2 separate regions of the Homo sapiens genome follow, and region 1 is linked to region 2. The links are chromatin loops, found by intact Hi-C in ENCODE. Cell type or tissue: endothelial cell of umbilical vein. All regions are shown on one strand. Links, peaks and the distances in the headings refer to the core of each region. The heading gives the core; the rest is flanking DNA.

What was found. Peaks named below come from ENCODE experiments on the same cell type or tissue, not always from the same donor. Only the 100,000 strongest peaks of a DNase experiment are listed, where the experiment ranks them.
Region 1: a loop joins it to region 2, with 2.3 times the contacts of the local background. A loop is called at or near these places in 10 of 110 quality-filtered maps.

What each region holds. Positions count from the first base shown.
Region 1 is chr2:196,427,760-196,436,853 of GRCh38, reverse strand. HECW2 (HECT, C2 and WW domain containing E3 ubiquitin protein ligase 2) reads left to right here. Exons shown (of 29, transcript NM_001348768.2): 2 at 3,396-3,722. The coding sequence starts at 3,431. LOC105373822 (a long non-coding RNA gene) reads right to left here and starts at 8,601. Exons shown (of 3, transcript XR_923746.4): 1 at 8,559-8,601; 2 at 983-1,070. In endothelial cell of umbilical vein, for the core only: a CTCF peak has its summit at 4,706 (motif pointing left); DNase peaks (open chromatin) are centred at 1,513, 2,503 and 5,553; H3K27ac peaks cover 418 bases.
Region 2 is chr2:196,367,316-196,376,409 of GRCh38, reverse strand. All of the region lies in intron 2 of HECW2 (HECT, C2 and WW domain containing E3 ubiquitin protein ligase 2), which reads left to right. Among named protein-coding and RNA genes, the nearest start is that of HECW2-AS1, 110 kb to the right of the region's middle. In endothelial cell of umbilical vein, for the core only: no CTCF peak of the experiment used is centred there; DNase peaks (open chromatin) are centred at 3,009 and 3,899; H3K27ac peaks cover 1,745 bases.

The sequences.
Region 1 (9,094 bases), core at 408-8,407, 61 kb before region 2:
TTATCTCATATATGAATATTTGCTTTTGTTCCCCAAAATTTCAAGTTCCCACAGGGAAAGGGCTATGTTAGGAAAAGAAAAGAAAGAAATTGAAAAAAAAAAAAACCTTACTCTTTTTACTATTTAGCATACACTGCAGCTTTATGGTAGACATGTAGTAGTAGATGCTCCATACATTTTTGCAGGTGCAATTAAGCTAGCAGATTCACACATTTCTAGCTCTTTTTGTTCTTTCACTGAAAACAAATATGTATTATGTATTTGGTTTTTGGCCCTTAGTTGCGTGTCTTTTCTTGTTAGAATGCAGGCTTTTTTGAACTAGGGACTTTGACTTTTGCTCTGTTGTATCCTTAATGCTTTTCACTTAGGAGGAGCACAGTTATTTTTGCATGAACGATGAACCCACTACTGGTGATGAAGTTGAGTTTCAACTTTTTTTTTTTTTTTTTTTTTGAGATGGAGTCTCGCTCTGTCGCCCAGACTGGAGTCCAGTGGTGCAATCTCTGCTCACTGCAAGCTCCGCCTCCTGGGTTCATGCCATTCTCCTGCCTCAGCCTCCCGAGTAGCTGGGACTACAGGCACCCGCCACCACGCCTGGCTAATTTTTTCTATTTTGTAGTAGAGATGGGGTTTCACCATGTTAGCCAGGATGGTCTCAATCTCCTGACTTCATGATCCGCCTGCGTCGGCCTCCCAAAGTGCTGGGATTACAGGCGCGTGCCACCAGGCCCGGCTCGAAGACCAGGGAATGGCTCTTGTCAGTGTTATGGGGCCAAAGCTTGGGCTCTGAGATATCTGAGGTCCTCACTGCCTACAAGGCTCTTTTGTTTCTGTTAGGCGCTATGCTTTGAAATACTGAAGATGCTGATTAAGTAGAAGGGGTGGTGGGAATTATGGGAGTATTAAAACCAGTTCTTGATATAATTAAAGTAGAATGTAGTCACATAATGGTATTAATAACTAAACTTGACCAAGCACTTACTATATGCCAGACACTGTTTGAAATGTTTTATCTGTACTGATTTATTTAGTTCTCTCCAAAATCCTATGAGGCAGATGTTATGTTCTTCCTGGATAGGTGGGGAAACAGAGGGACAGAGAGTTAAAATAAATTGTCTAAGATCATAGAGTGATAGAAAGTAAAGATATAACCGAAATCCAGAAGTTGGGCTTCAGAGCTTTTTCTCTTAGCTGCTGTGCTAACCTGTCTCTCTGCTTAAATACAGATAATTTAAAAACAGTAATGTGGGCATACATACATGTTATTTCACTTTTTTCTAGAGAGGAATAATTGTCAGTATTTCTTCTGTTGTGATTTTAAGCTATAAGGGTTGTGGCCTATTTCTTTCTTTCAGGGAAGTAGTTTAGTTATATACAGCCTGCATTTTTTATTCAACTACAATGTGTTAGGAGTTGATTATTTATAGTTCTTGCTGAAGCTGATGTGCTGCATGACTCACTGAGTTTATAAAGAAATAATGGCCTGTTGAAAGTCAGTAAAATGAAATTTCTTGAAACTATCAGATTAGAAGTTGACCTGTATTTTAAGCTTCATAGATTGGAGATTTTCTAATAATTATGGATTCTTTTATGGTATCAGAGTTACCATAGACCACATACAGAAAATAAGTGCCAACTTTATGAAGAGAGATATGGGATTTAAAACCATTGAACTGAGTAAATCAGCTTATCTGTTCATTTTTATTTCTATCCTTTTCACAAAAGATATCTTGTCCAAGTTATTTTCATTCAAGAGATAGTGCTCAAAGTATGAGATCTACTTTATGGCAGAAACTATTTGAATAAATACATTTGCAAGTGCTATAAACCTAGCACAGGAGCATGTCCTCTTCATCCAAAGTGTCTGTGAACTCAATGGGAGGATGGGAGAAAAAACCCTATCTTCCCTTGCCCTCCTCTCAGACTCAGTAGCCAAGGTCGTTAGCTGTCATGTAAATATTGCACCCAAGGTTACTTTGTTTGTTTTTTAAATGAAAACTCATGCAGTGGGTGTTGAAATATATCATATGAGAAGTGGTAGTGTGAGTGGCAGAAAGTTTTTTCATAGACTTCCCAGGACCCAATAGGGTTTGCCCTGAGATGAAACATGGCATAATGAAGATGGTGGCAGGTACCAAGATTGCGGAATAAATGTGAAATCCATAAATTCATGAGTGGATTATGTAGTTCTGAAAGGGATGGTACAGAAGAAAATCAGATCAATTCTATGTAAAGCTAGTGAGATCCGAGTGAGGTAATGTAAACCCATGGCAAACAGGTAAGGCGCTGGTAGATAGAACCTTAGTTGTGCTGCGTTAAAGTACAGGAGGTACTGGAGTCTCTGTCTGTATCTGGAAGTATTTTATAACTAGACTCAGTGAGCCAAAAAGGGGCTGTCTAAGTTCCAACAGGGAAGGCCTTGTTCCTTTGGAACCAAAGGAAATAGCTTATCGGGAGCCAAAGGAAATAGCTTATCATGATCCAGATGGCCCAAATAATGTGGACCAGCCAGAAAGTCAGGATGGCAAGGGGCAGGCTCAGGAAAGGGACTGGAGATAAAAGTTATTTCAAGAAGTATCTAGGAGAAAGATGCTTACTCTTCCTGCATCTGTTATTTAACAAATATTTATCGACATGTACCGTGTAGCAGGCACTGTTGTAGACACTGGGGATAAAGTAGCCAACAAAACAGATGAAAATCCCTGCCTTTGTGAAACTTACATTCTTGTCAGGGGAAGTAGACAATAACCAAATAAATAAGTAAATTGTATGGTACGTTAGATCACAAAAATTGCTATAGAGAAAAATCAAGAAAGGAGGGATGGGGAATGCTGGGGTGCTGCAGTTTTAAATGTGATGGCCACTGTATTTAGGAGAAGAGGTAACATTTGAGCAAGCTCCTGAAAAGATTTCAGTGAGTTACATTCTTATGCTAAGGAAACTGAGCAAGTGAACTTGTACTTAATGGTGTACTTCAACTGTATTTAGCATGTGTCTCGCTATTTTAAAATTTCATTGCAGCAGCAAATAAATATGTGTGTGGGATGGAAAACGAGAAGAGGATGCCATGTTTGAACGTGGGGTGTTTGGGAAAGGATAGACCTAAAAGGGATGGCAAGGAAATCCTCTCCTCCTTGATTGCTAGGAGAAAGCTGTGCCAAGTGAAATCGAGGGTCGCAGGCATGTGACAGCCTTTGCCATCATGTGACTTGACTCTATAGAAGCTGTTTCTGACATCATCATTTAACAGTAGAATAATAGGTTTTATTTTGACAACAGAAGATTATTGCATGATCAGGCTTATTAAACACCCTTTAAGGCTTTATGTCTGGAAAGCTTAAATCTGATTCTTCGTATTGTAGCACTAATGTTTTATGTTTATCTGTCTCTTGCAGCTTTGTAGGCAGCCAATCCCAGAGAAGCAGACGGGATGGCTAGTTCAGCCCGGGAGCACCTGCTTTTTGTGAGGCGTCGAAATCCCCAGATGCGGTACACATTGAGCCCAGAGAACCTCCAGAGCCTTGCCGCCCAGAGCTCCATGCCAGAGAACATGACCCTGCAGCGGGCCAACAGCGACACCGACCTGGTGACTTCTGAGAGCCGCTCCAGCTTAACTGCCAGCATGTACGAGTACACGCTGGGGCAAGCCCAGAACCTCATTATCTTCTGGGACATTAAAGAGGAGGTGGACCCCAGTGATTGGATTGGACTTTATCATATAGGTGAGTCAAGTGGAATGGACTTGCATGTGACTCAGAGCATACAAGTTTTTAGTTTGACATTTTTACCATTCTGTATTTTCTTCTGGAAAAAAATTCACATGCACATATACACATAGCAGATTCTGGGAATTTATTTTTTTTCTTCTTTGGGAGGAGGAGATTCAACAGTACATTTGCTTATATTATGAAGTTTGTGGTTACATCTCTACCTCATTAAATGTCAGAACCTTCAGAACCTGCAGGTGTTACAGTATTTTCTCTTAGGTCGATGCAAAAGTAATTGCACCAATAAAACTTCACCTTTCTCTTGATCAGCAGTCCCATTTTAGAAAGAGATATCTATTAACATTTACTAACATTTTTAAACTGATGAAAGAGACGTGTAGATTTAGATGACATATTTTAAAAGCTCTGTATTTTCTAAAATTTGAGTTTTGTTAAGAACTACTTGTAGCCTAAGATGTCTTTTTATTTTTAAATTTCATGACTCTGTTCTAGATCAATTAGGGGAAGGAAGTGTCATGTTTTCCTGACAAATGACTTATAAATAATTGCTATTTGCTTTAATAAAAACAGTTCAGCTCTGTTTAGCTAATTTACGCTTGTTGTTCTTAGTGAACTTACATTTGCTGAGTGAGCGATGAATGAAACATCCCAAAAAGTACGATGTCTGCCACATTGGAAAGCAAAAATCTAACCTACCAACTAAACAAAAAGAAAATTGAAATCCAACCCAATAATAAAATCTAACATTTTCCAAAGTTGGAGAACTTTTTCATTGAATGAAGAAAATTCTCTCCAAAATTTAGCATCAGATATTAGGAAGACATTGTTGCTTTCAATGTAAGTTGTAAGCCAAGCATCCCCCCATCACCCCGCCGCCCTTTTTTTTTTAACGAATAAATCAGAGGAAAAAAAGACCCATCTGTTTATGGCAGTACTTCTTAGCCAGGGAAGATTTTGCCCCCTAGAGGACATTCGGCAAGGTTTGGAGACATTTTTGGTTGTCACAACTGGGTAGGGGGATATGAAGCCAGGGTGCTGTAAAACATCCAACAATGTAAAGGACAGCCTCCCTCCACAGTGATCTAGCCCCAAATGCCAATAGCACCACTGTTGAGAAGCCCTGTTTGAGGCAAAACAACACTCTTGCTGAAATTTTGTTAGATTGTTAAAGCCACTGAAATTTATTTTTCTCTGGGATAAAGAATTTTATATTGACTGAAATAAAAACATTTGATTTGTATTCACTTATATAACTCTTAATGGTTAATCATGCTGGAAAGCAAAAAATCTAAACTGGGCAAAGCTTTAATGAATTGTTATCTCTCTTTTTTTTCCTTATGGTAAACAAAAAAGGGGAAAAGTCTTCACAGCATTTTCCCTAAGTGTGTTTTAAAATATAATCAAATTGAGGAAGATACATAATTTAAAAATTACATTTGTATCATTATGTTCACAAAAAGTCTTAGTTTTGTTGGGACTTTAGATGTAACCCTTTTGATTTGAATGTAATTTCACTCTTTTGCACTTCATATAACTTCTCTTTAGACTTTCTCATTTTTTACCATTTTAGCTTTTATTTTATAATCTTAATAGAAGACTTAATATGAGACTACAAATACCAAATTGTAGTTTAAAAAATCCTTTTATGATATTTATTTGGGAAATAATCAGTTTTACTTTCTCATATAAGATGATTTATTTTGTGTACGAATAACTTAATCTTTAAACTGCTAGAATCACTTAAAAAGTTGATTCCCATACACACACTTGCTTTATTTCCCTGTCTAAATTTAATCAGGAAGGAACTAAGGAATTCCAACCGCAATGAATCTTATCTCCAAGTGACCAAACCCACAAAATCTTGATGTTGTTATATTTTACTTTCTAGAGGAAGAAGTATAGGTCAGAGTCCTAAGTCTGGAATTAATCCAAGGTTGTCACTAGGAAAGCAGAATTAGGAAATAAATCCCTTTTGAAAAATGATAACTCTTCATCAGTTTATTTCAAGAAGCTTCTGTGTCTTTCTCATGTAAGTTATCATTGTGTCTTTGTTCCCCTGTATGTTACATGTCTTTTTTCCCCTCCTTTGGCTACTTTCAAGATTTTTCTCTTTATCTTGGTTTCCAGCAGTTTGTCTATGCTATACTTAGGTGTGATTTTCTTTTTATTTATTCCAGTTGATATTCTCTGAGCTTCGTAAGTTAATGTTTTTGATGAAATTTGGACAAATGTTGGCCACTATTTCTTCAAATATTTTTTCTGTTTTTATTTTTTTCTTCTTTTTCTGAGATGCCAGTTATGCATATGTTAGAATCATTTCATGTTGTTCTGCAAGGCCCCGAGGCTCTCGTTCATTTTCCTTCAACATCTTTCCTCTTTGATATTCAAATTTGATAATTTCTATTTATCTATCTTCAAGTTCACTAACTTTGCCCTTTTTTTGTCTTCATTCTGTTGTCAGTCCCACCCAATGGATTTTTAAACTTTGAGTTATTTGACTTTTCATTTCTAGAATATGCATTTCTCTTTTTCTAGTTTTCATTTCTCTTATGAGATTTCTTGTGTGTTAACTCATTCAGATCATATTTTTGTTCAGTTCTTCAAACTGAATTGAATATAGCTACTTTAAAGATTCTGTCTTCTAATTTCAACATCTAGGCCATCTCATGATCAGTTCCTATTGACTATTTTTTTTTTCATTGACCATGGTTCTTATTTTTTGGTTTCTTTGCATAGCTAGCACTTTTTGATTTTACACTGGATATTAAGGATTCTATGTGGTAGAAATTCTGAATTCTGTGGAATAACAGTGTTGATTTTTTTTCTAATAAGCAGGTTTATTTCTTTGAGCTTGTATAGGTTTGATTTTTTACACTTTGTTAGACTGGATCTGTGGAAAGGCCAGTGTATTTTTCTACTATTTCTAACTTGATGGAATTCATCCTCCGAATTTGGTCTCCCCTGTGAATTTTGTTAGGTCTTGCTTTTGGGCTGTGGTAAAATCAGTGTATGGTAGGCCTTATATTAGTACATTCTGCTTACTCCTGAGCAGCAGCATTTCTGATGTCTTAGCTGGATACCTGGAGTGCTAGCCAGGTCTCTTCACTCTGGCTGGGCTGTAGCTCCAGCATTCACCAGCACTGCTTAACCTCTGGTCACTCTGTTTTCCTCTCAGCCCTGTAAAGCTGCTCTCTATAAAGCCTTGGTCATTTCTTTCTGAGCATGTGCACCCCAGACCTTGGCCAAGATTTGTAGGGGATCCCCTTTGTGGACTTCTGGCCCTCATCCTTCTAGAGCTCTTTTCTTTCCAGGGCCCTGGCCTGGAGATTCTAGTACTCCGGTTGACTCAGACTCAGATCTCTGTATCCAAGCTCAGCAGAACTGCTATGGACTCTAGCTTCTTGCTCTACACTCAGGAAATTGTCCTCCATCTGAGATCTGGGTGATCATAGAGTCACCTCATAAGTTTCTCTTTTCTCTGAGATTATAGTCTAATACCATCTGTTTTCCAATGTCTGAAAACCACTTCTACTTCTAATTTTACAGTTATGTACATTGGGAAAGCTAGTCTGGTGCTAATTACTTCATTAAGGCCTGAAGCGGAAGTTCCTTTATAATTTGATTTAGGGTGGGAGATAAGAGGTCTCAATTTTCCCCTCTAGCCATTTCCAAAGAACTGAATAAAATTGATTGCTTACATCTATGTTGTCACTTCTTACTGTATTTTCTAATAGATTTCTATCCCTAGCAGGAAAGAGGGATGAGGACCTGGCATCCCAGACCCCACAAGGGTCCATTTTCTGCCCCCTTCGCTCTGTAGTCAGAACCCTGATAGGGTCATTGTGAGCAGTAAGTCCTTAATCTCAGGGCAGGTAGGCCCCCCCCAGGCTCAGGAAAGGTCTAAACTTGTATGCTAATCCAAACATTGAGTAGTCTAGAAGTAGACATGTGACTCGGTTCTTGCCCATGAGATCTAATGGGAAACCTTTGGGGGAACTTTGCTTTCCAATGAAAAGCCAGAGTTTCATGAAGAGTCTTTTAAACTTCCTCTTCTCTTGTACTTGGAACTCTGGTGAAAAGACACGATTTCTTGAGCTGTTGCATCCATGTAGCAATCATGAGGCATCAATCAAGAGAATAAAAAGCTATGGATGGCAGAGCAGAAAATAGATCTTGGACTGGCACTCTGAAGTTCATGTTATATGTGGGAAAAAATGTTCTTCTCTTGGTTTAAGTCAGCAGCAGGCTTTCTTGTACCTGCAGTTGTTCCTAATAGAGCCACTAACACAGCTAGAAATACAAGAAAGGGAAAAGGGTAACAACTGCTTTTAAAGGCAAGATAAAGAATGAGTGGGCTGCTTTGGTAGTTACTACTTCGTGGAGAGTGTTAAGGACTATTTTAATATCTGTGAAAGCCACCAGGTTGTTTTTAAAAGAAGCAACAACAATTTTGATATAAAAATTCTGAACACAGTAACTCCAAGCCATGTGGAAATTTTCAGTGCTTTAATAGGACCAATACTGTGTTGGGAATAATCTTTCAAATGAGTAATTAATAACATGAAAATGTGCAAAACAATTTTTTGGATACTATTAAATGAAAGTAGGTAAAATGATACATTTGGAGAGGAAGTGAAAGAAAAGAGGAAACACCATGCTAGAACAGGAAAAGATTTTTGAGGTTCAGGTTAAGTCACAAATTTAATACTGTGTGGCTAAACAGGAACATGCATAATAAATTCTCTCTTGGGCTCTGTGAAATAGATGTGCTGAGAATCCAGGTTTCGTAACAATAGCATGTATGTCAGAAATAGCTTCAGATTTCTATACCTTTTGGTAGGAAGCAGCCTCTCCCCTTCAGTTGTGTCCTGAGAAGCCTGTTTCCTAGCAACTTCTAGTTTTAGTTATGGAACAGAGAGATGGTCTCTATAGAAATAAGTCCCAAAGGAGAAGGAATTTAGTAGAACATCAAGCTGACGAGGTGTGGCTTGTTGGCACACTCTGCATTTTGATTGTGTTTCTCTTGGCTTACATTTTCTTCCCCTCTAGAAGTGTGAGTTTTGTTTTTGTTTGGCTCATTGTGCAGAATGTTTTGAACTGTACAACTCACTCCAGATGACTTGTAGCACTTCTAATCTGGAGGGAAAACATATGCATGTGAATCAGAAAAGTAAATCCTTCTTTAGGCATTTTTAGGCAGTAAATAGGCCCTATTGGAAATACAAAGAAAAAAGTTGAAAATATCAAAGCATTATTTGAGAAGACTTTGGGTGTGAACACAGTTCTCAAAACATATGCTAATTATATTTCCTCCTTCCAGAAAGCCTCATATACACCCTGAGATTTCTAGAGATGATCACAATGGA
Region 2 (9,094 bases), core at 479-8,478:
ATTCATCTGCCTCGGCCTCCCAAAGTGCTGGGATTACAGGCATGAGCCACTGTGCCCAGCCGAAAATCTATTTTAATTTATGTTTTGTTGTTGGATTCTTGTTTTTTACTTCTCAGTATGATGAGATTATTTTTGATGTGGCTTTTTGTCTATTATATTCTTAGTATCTCTTCAAATTGTTGTTTAAATAGTTGCTCTTAAATATACAAATTTGGAGACCAATAAGTTATGAAGTACTTCACACTTCTGGTTTGGGGCAAAGTTTGAGGGTAATAAAAGCTAAGATTCAGAATGTGTTATTATTCTTTTAATCAAAAATATGTATTGTGCCCTTCCCACCATTAGGTAATTGTTAGGAAAATGGAGATTAATAAAACGTGGTTCTGAGCCTGAAGGAACGTAGACTGATAGAGGGAATTGGACCTGACAGTGTATCCAAATGGACCAGATTTTCCTAACTGGCATAAGAAGGTACATGCGAAAGTACTTTGAATAGTAGACATATAAGCTTCAAGAACGTGTTCATCAGCCTTGGAAAAATGTATGGCATTGGTGATATAGAACAAGTGTCATTCATAATATCTGCATAACTGCAATACAGTAATAAGTAGAGGCTATTTCACTTTTATTCTGGACAATCTCCATTAGAAAAATTGAAATAGATGATGTTTCTCTGTAGACGTTTTCCCACCTCTCATGTTTGATTCCTTTTTCCTAGCCATTGCATGATACCAATATCCACATCTTTTTCCACTGTTGTGTTCCCACTAATAATCAATTTTGATTCTCAAGTATACACTTGCCAGTCTTTTACCCGTCCTGATGTTTTGAAAAAGGTTACCACTTCCTTTTCTTTCAAAACCCAGTGGTAACAAGCTGTGAAATTAAAAACATACTTCCCAAACTGGCAAAAACTATTATTTCAATGAAAAAAGTAAAAGTAGAATCTATTAAAGTTTATAGAGAAACTGGAAATATCTGTGATCATGAATGCTCACAATGATTGATTGCAGTGTGATTTCTGTGTGTGTCTGTCTGTGTCTGTTTCCAGTCAGAGTTAGAGAGGCTCTAAGATAGACTGGGACTCCGAATTCTTTTAATATTTATGTTTGATTTAAATTGATGTCATGATTCCATTTGGGACAGTTCTCTTTAAGTTGATATCTGCTGAATACTTGAAGTTTTGAATACAACAGCTCAACAGATTGAAACTAGTTTTCTTTTTCTTTTTTTTCTTTCTTTTTTTTTTTTGAGACTGAGTCTTACTCTGTTGCCCAGGCTAGAGTGCAGTGGCATGATCTCAGCTCACTGCTACCTCTGCCTCCTGGGTTCCAGCAATTCTGCCTCAGCCTCCCGAGTGGCTGGGATTACAGGTGCGCACCACCACGACTGGCTAATTTTTGTATTTTTTAGTAGAGACGGGGTTTCACCATGTTGGCCAAGCTGGTCTTGAACTCCTGACCTTGTGATCTGCCCACCTCGACCTCCCAAAGTGCTGGCATTACAGGCATGAGCCACTGCGCCCGGCCAAAACTAGTTTTCATGTGCCGTCTTTGCTTCTTTTTTTTTTTTTTTACTCTTCCCTTACTGGATGTATCCCACGTCTATGCTTTGTCCCCTAGAGGTGACCTTATGGTGGATGATACTTGTATTTTTTAGAATCTTGAGATATGAGTTGTTGATAATACTTTGTGGATAGCTACAAGGTCACTTTTTGGGGAAACTGCTTGATAAATGAAAACTTCTTTCTGAATATTTCATAAATCCACAGTACAAATAAGATTTTCAAATGTCAAAATAGTTGATGATTAAAGATAGATTTGCAAGGGCAGTGCAGAGGATGTAGAAAGATAAGAGAGAGATGCCAGCCTTCATTTTTTTCCTGTATTACTGTTTCTGTATTTGTCTGTGACACTAAGCCACAATGAAGCGTTTCTTTTCTGATTAGTAAGGTAATGCAAGTTCATTGTACACCACTTGGAAATTATGGACAAATATGAAGGACTTAGGTTTTCCAGCCAAGCTATAACTACTATGAACATTTTGGCATATTTCTTTTACAACTTTAAATATAGATTGTATACATATTTATTTTATAATCCAGTTAAGCTCCTATTGTACATATAATTTTGCAGTATGTTTTTCCACTTATTATCTCATGAACGTTTTCCATGTTATTAAAAATTATTTGAGAATATCATGGGATGGCTACATAATACCCTATAATATGACTGTACCACAATTTACCTTTTCATTAATTTCTGGACAGTTATTTAGCTTCTAATTATTATGAATCATGACATATTATTCACCGTTGAATTTATATAATCTTTGGTGGCACATATTTATTTATTTATTTATTTTATTTTATTTTTTTTGAGACGGAGTCTCTCTCTGTCGCCCAGGCTGGAGTGCAGTGGCGGGATCTCGGCTCACTGCAAGCTCCGCCTCCCGGGTTCACGCCATTCTCCTGCCTCAGCCTCCCAAGTAGCTGGGACTACAGGCGCCCGCCACTACGCCCGGCTAATTTTTTGTATTTTTAGTAGAGACGGGGTTTCACCGTTTTAGCCGGGATGGTCTCGATCTCCTGACCTCGTGATCTGCCCGCCTCGGCTTCCCAATGGTGGCACATATTTCTTGAGCATGCACCTTATTTTGCTTATCAAGCCATGGCAGATAATTTTTTTCATGTATAATCATTACTTTTTTGTTTGTTTCCCCTTGTACTCTTATCCTTTACTGAAGGAAGTTGTTAAATTTTAAAAACAATAGCTTTTTTTAAGTTTGAGATGTTTGTATATAAACCCTGAAATAGGTTAGAAGGTAAAATTACAAATCCTGATGACAGCAGTTTATGATGGAAATGCTTACGGACCTTTAAATATAGCTTGGTAGGGAAGGGTGGGAGTGAATCAAGTTGTTACAGTTTGTTCCAGGAAGGACATTTTGGATGAATGCCATCTGCTTTTACAAAGATGTCCTGTGATTTTAGTTATATTTGCTCCACTTAACCTTTCCCAAAGTGTGCTGAAACAAATGTATGTGGTACACTAAAAGAAATTAACATAATTATAATTCCTTTGGTTAATTGAAAACAGGCAATTCTTTTTCTCCAAAGATGTTACTTGAATTACAAACAAAGTACTGAATTTGAACATGGTTTGGGCATGTTAGATAACCTAGATCAAGGAGACTGCAGAGGCCAGTTCATCTAGCCAGCTGCCTTCCTGGTGGACTATCCTTTATCTATTTTGTGTACTTGTCAGAGTGAGAAAATTCCAAGAACTTCTCTAGATTTTATTTCAGTGATTTAGAGTCTTCCTTGTTAAGAATAACAACACTCATATCTGAGCTTTTACTGCAGCAAGCGTGGACTCTGCACCAGGTCGTGTGCTGCTGACTTTATGTAGCTTCACAATCCTCTCAAAATTGTACTGGCTGTGCCTCGTTATCCCAATTGTACAGATGTGAAAACTAAAGTTTAGGGAGTTAAATCACTTGGCCAACCTCACACAGCTAAAAAGGTGTCCATTTTTGGCCGCGGAACCAAAGCTGTTCTGGACAGCCTACAAGCTGTCAGAGAGTTCTTAGTCATATAGTTAACCGATTACATGAGAAAATGTCTTAAAAATTGGGTTTCTAAAAAAAATGTTAAGCAAATAAAATGAACAAATTTAGTGTGCAACTTATAAGCATCAGAAAGCAAATTTGGACACTTAATAGTTGACTTCCTAACTCTTCTCAAAGGGGGACACAATTAGGTAGGGAGGAAAAAATCCTCATTTTTATTCTTCCTGGCCAGAGATCTTGGCAACTGGGAAAGTGGTTGCTATTATTGTGACTTTACCCATTGTATGCACAGATTCATACTTCCAGGTTCTCCATCCTACACCTTTTATAAACACCATGTTTAACTTGGAAAGGGAAAATGTTATTCTTGGCAACACTTATATACCAAAAGTAGAAACTGTAGGGGACCACCAAAGGATATTATCAACCAGGAAGCAGATACCGTAAAGAATATATCTAACATTTAACTTTAATACTGTTCACAGTGCAGGTCTTCAATAAGGGAGAAAATTATGATTCAAAGTTTACTAGGAGGCAGGGAAACCACAAAATGAGATCCGTGTCCCATGTATTTATGACTAGAATAATTTACTGATACTTTGTGCTTCTTATTACTGTTATTGCCACATATCAAGAAAATCATTAGATAGTTGATAGGGACCTGGCATTAAGATGAGCAAAGCAGTTAAAGGACCTGCTTTTTGAGAATAGCAGAATGAGAGACCATAGTTTCATGTTAGCAAAAATGCACAGATAGGGTACAGATATTAATACAATGATAGCATTCGTCACTGAATCCTCAAATGTTAAGACTCAAGGGTCTCTTTGAAAATTAAAAGAAAAATAAAAGTGAAAAAGTACTACTTTACACTGTTGAAAGTAAACTTTTAAGAAATGTTACTAAAATGTTATTCTAAAAGGGGATACAAGCTAAAAAGAAGTTGGTAGATTCACAGAAAACAGAGATCGTTCATTGCTGACAGATTCACAGTAAGTAATTATGAGAAGTTGAGGATATTCACTTTTGTATTAAAATCCTGGGTTAGGAGAGGCTCACTGGACTAACCAAGAAGGCCGGTTCTTCTCTGTAGAGTTCACCAGTGCTTCGCAGACTACCTGTGGACATTGATCTTTTGTAAAATAGAGTGAAAATAAGCTAGTAGAAAAAGAAATGGAATAAAATACAAGATCTATAAAATATGAGTCCAAAATTTTATTATTAGATTGAATAGACATAAAATTACTCTGACAAATTTCTGTAAAAGTTTCTAAGAGCTTCCAGTCAGTTTCTAGACCTATCTCAGATTATAAACAACCAATTCATGGACCAGCACTTACCCATGGCCCACATTTTGTGGAGCACTGTTCTCAGCTTAAATAGAATCTAAAACTTTGTTCTCATGTTAGTGCCCCTTTCTGTCTTCTTTATTCCTGTACTTGCTTGTCCTTTTACTATGCTTTTTTATTCTTTATTTAAAAGTAGATTGAACATAATAATTGTGAGCTGTTAAGGTAGGGGACACATTACAGGTACAGATGTATGTCTGTTTTTGAGTTTAATAAAATGAATATGCAAAATCAAAAATGACATGTACCTATACGTGTACATTAATATATGGACTATTGGATTTTAAGACTCTACACCATTGTCTGTTAGAAATGTGGTTCAAAGAGTACCTGTATCAGAATTAGCTGAGGTAACTGTTTAAAAATGCAGACTTTAGGGGGCAGAGCAAGATGGTGGAATAGAAGCCTCCACTGATTGTCCTCTTACAGTAACACCAAATTGAACGACTCTCCACACACAAAAAAACACCTTCATAAGAACCAAAAATCAGATGAGCAATCACAGTATCTGGTTTTAATTTCATGCCACTGAAAGAGGCATTGAACAGGGTAGGAGAGAGAGTTTTTCATTGCTGACACTGCATCCCCCCTATCCTCCAGCAGCAGCAAGTGGCACAGAGAGAGAATCTGTGCGCTTAGGGGAGGGAGAATGCAGTGATTGTGGGACTTTGCATTGAAATGCTGTGCTGTATTGTCACAGCAGAAAGCAACGCTGGGCAGAACCTAGCTGGCACCCACAGAGGGAGCATTTAGATCAGCCCTAGCCAGAGGGGAATCACTCATTCTAGCAGTCAGAACCTGAATCCCAGGAAGCCTCGCCACCATGGGTTAAATTGCTCTGGGGTTGTAAATAAACATTAAAGGCAGTCTAGACCACAAGGACTGCAATTCCTGGGCAAGTCCTGGTGCTGTGCTGGGCTTAGAGCCAGTAGACTTTGGGGGCTTGTGACCTAGTGAGACACCAGCTGGGGTAGCCAGGGGAGTGCTTGTGCCATCCCTCTCCCACCCCCAGGCAGCACAGCTCACAGTTCCAAAAGAGACCCCTGCATTCCACTTGAGGAGAAGAGAGGAAAGAATAAAGAGGACTTTGTCTTGCAACTTGGATACCAGCTCAGCCACAGTAGGATACGACACCAGACAGAGTCTTGAGGCTTCCATTCCAGGCCCTAGCTCCTGGATGACATTTTAGACACAGCCTGGGCCAGAAGGGAACTCACTTCCTTGAAGGGAAGGACTCAGACCTGTCAGGATTCATCACCTGCTGACTAAAGAGCCCTTGGGCCCTAAATAATCAGCAGCAGTATCCAGGTAGTACTCACCATGGGCCTTGCTGAGACTTGGAGACATGCTGGCTTCAGGTATGACCCAGCAGATTCCCAGCTGTGGCAGCTAAGGGGAGGGACTCCTTCTGCTTGAGAAAAGAAGAGGGAAGAGTAAGGGGACTTTGTCTTACTGCTTAGGTACCAGCTTGTCCACAATGGGTGAGGACACTCCCCACTGGTGTCCTCAATTCTAGGTCTTGGCTTTTAGATGGCATTTCTGGAAATACCCTGGGCCAGAGGGGAGCCCACTGCTCTAAAGGGAGAGTTCCAGGCCTGGCAGCATTCACCACAAGCTGACTAAAGAGCTTTGTAAGCCTTGAATGAATATCAGTAGTAGCCAGGCAGTGCTCACCATGGACCTAGGGCAGTAGTGGCCATAGGGAGAAATGCCTCTGTTTGTGGAAAGATGAGGGCAGAGTGGAAGGACTTTGTCTTGTGGCTTGGGTGCCAGCTCAGCTGCAGTGGAATAGAACATCAAGTATATTCCTAAGGTTTCCTACTCTAGGCCCTGGTTCCTTGATGGCATCTTTAGGCCTGCCCAGGACTGAGGGGATTTTGCTGCCCTGAAGGGAAAGACACAAGCTTGGCTAGCTTTGTTATGTGCTGTGCTGATTGTAGAGCCCTAGGCCCTTGAGTGAACATAGGTGGTAGCCAGGCAGTGGTTAACATGTGCCTTGGGTGAGACCCAGTGCTGTGCTGGCTTCAGGTCTGACCCAGTGCAGTCCCAGTGGTGGTGACAACAGGAGTCCATGTGTCATTCCTCTCTTAGGTTCAGAGAGCTCATCAGTGAGAGAGAGAGAGAGAGAGAGAGAGAGAGAGAGAGAGAGACTCCATTTGTTTAGGAGGAGTAAGGGAAGAGAAAAAGAGTTTCTACCAGGTAATCCACAGAATTCTTCTAGATCCTATCCAAGACTACCAAGGTGGTACCTATAGGAGTCTGCAAGACTCACGCTGTTACTAGGCTTGGGATGCCCCCTAATGAAGATGTGGCTGCAGTGATCAAAAACTTAGATCACAACACCAAAGTCCCTTAAATATCTGGAATACCTTCAAAGAAAGACAGGCACAAACAAGCCCAGACTGTAAAGACTGCAATAAATACCTAACTCTTCAAAGCCCAGACCCTGAAGAACATTCACAAGCATCAAGACCACCCAGGAAAACATGACCTCACCAAAGGAACTAAATAAGACACTGGTGACCAATCCTGGAGAGGCAGGTATTTGTGGTCAGTCAGACAGAGAATTCAAAGTGACTGTTTTGAGGAAACTAAAAGAAATTCAAGTAAACAAAGAGAAGGAATTTTGAATCCTATCAGATAAGTTAAACAAAGAGCTTGAAATAACTAAAAAGAGTCAAGCAGAAACTCTGGAGTTGGAAATGCAACTGACATATTGAAGAATGCCTCGGAGACTCTTAGCAGCAGAATTGATCAAGCAGAAGAAAAAATTATCTTGAAGACAGGCTATTTGAAAACACACAGTCAGAGGAGACAAAAAAGAATAAAAAAGAATGAAGCATGCCTACAAGATCTAGAAAACAGCCTCAAAAGGGCAAATCTAAGTTATTGGCCTTAATCAGGAGGTAGAGAGAGATAGTGGTAGAAAGTTTATTCAAAGAGATAATAACAGAAAACCTCCCAAACCTAGAGAAAGATATCAATATTCAAATACAAGAAGGTTATAGAACAGCAAGTAGATTTAACTAAAACAAGACTACCTCAAGACATTTAATAATGGAACTCCCAAAGGTCAAGGATAAAGAAAGGATGCTAAAAGCAGTAGGAGAAAAGAAACAACGTACAATGGACTTCCAATATATCTAGCAGCAGAGAAGTGCACAGCAAAACTGCAATGAGATATCATCTTACCCCAGTTAAAATGGCTTTTAAAATGCTGGTGAGGATATGAAGAAAAGGGAACCCTTGTACACCTTGGTAGAAATGTAAATTAGTACAACCACTATGGAAAACAGTTTGGAAGTTCCTAAAAACTAAACATTGAACTAACATATGATCCAGCAATTACACTGCTAGGTATATATGTAAAAGAAAGGAAATCAGCATATCGAAGAGATATCTGCACTGTTTGCTGCAGCACTGTTCACAATAGCCAAGATTTGAAAGCAACCTAAGTTTATAACAGCAGACGAATGGAAAAAGAAAATGTGATATATATATATGTATCATATATATGTATCTCATATATGTATCATATATATGTATCTCATATATATATGTATCTATGTATCTCATATATATATGTATCTATGTACCATACACACACACACACACAAACACACACACACACACACACAATGGAGTACTATTCGGCCATGAAAAAGAATGAGATCCTGTCATTTGCAACAACATGGATGATACTGGAGGTCATTATGTTAAGTGAAATAAACCAGGGACAGAAAGACACACTTCGCATGTTGTCACTTACTTGTGGGAACTAAACATGAAAACAATTGAACTCATGAAGATAGAGGATAGAATGATGGTTACCAGAGGCTGGGAAGGGTAGTGGGTTGCGGGGGAAGTGCAGATGGTTTATGTATAAAAAAATATGGTTAGATAGAATGAATAAGATCTAGCATTTGGTAGCACAACAGGGTGACAACAGTCAACAATAATTTATTGTACATTTAAAAGTAACTAAGAGTATAATTGAATTATTTTTAACACAAAGAAAGGATAAATGCTTGAGGTGATGAATACTTCATTTACCCTGATGTGATTATTATGCATTGTATGCCTGTATCAAAGTATCTCATGTACCCTGTAAATATAGGCACCTACCATGTACCCACAACAATTAAAAATTAAAAAATGCAAACGCCTAAGACCCATC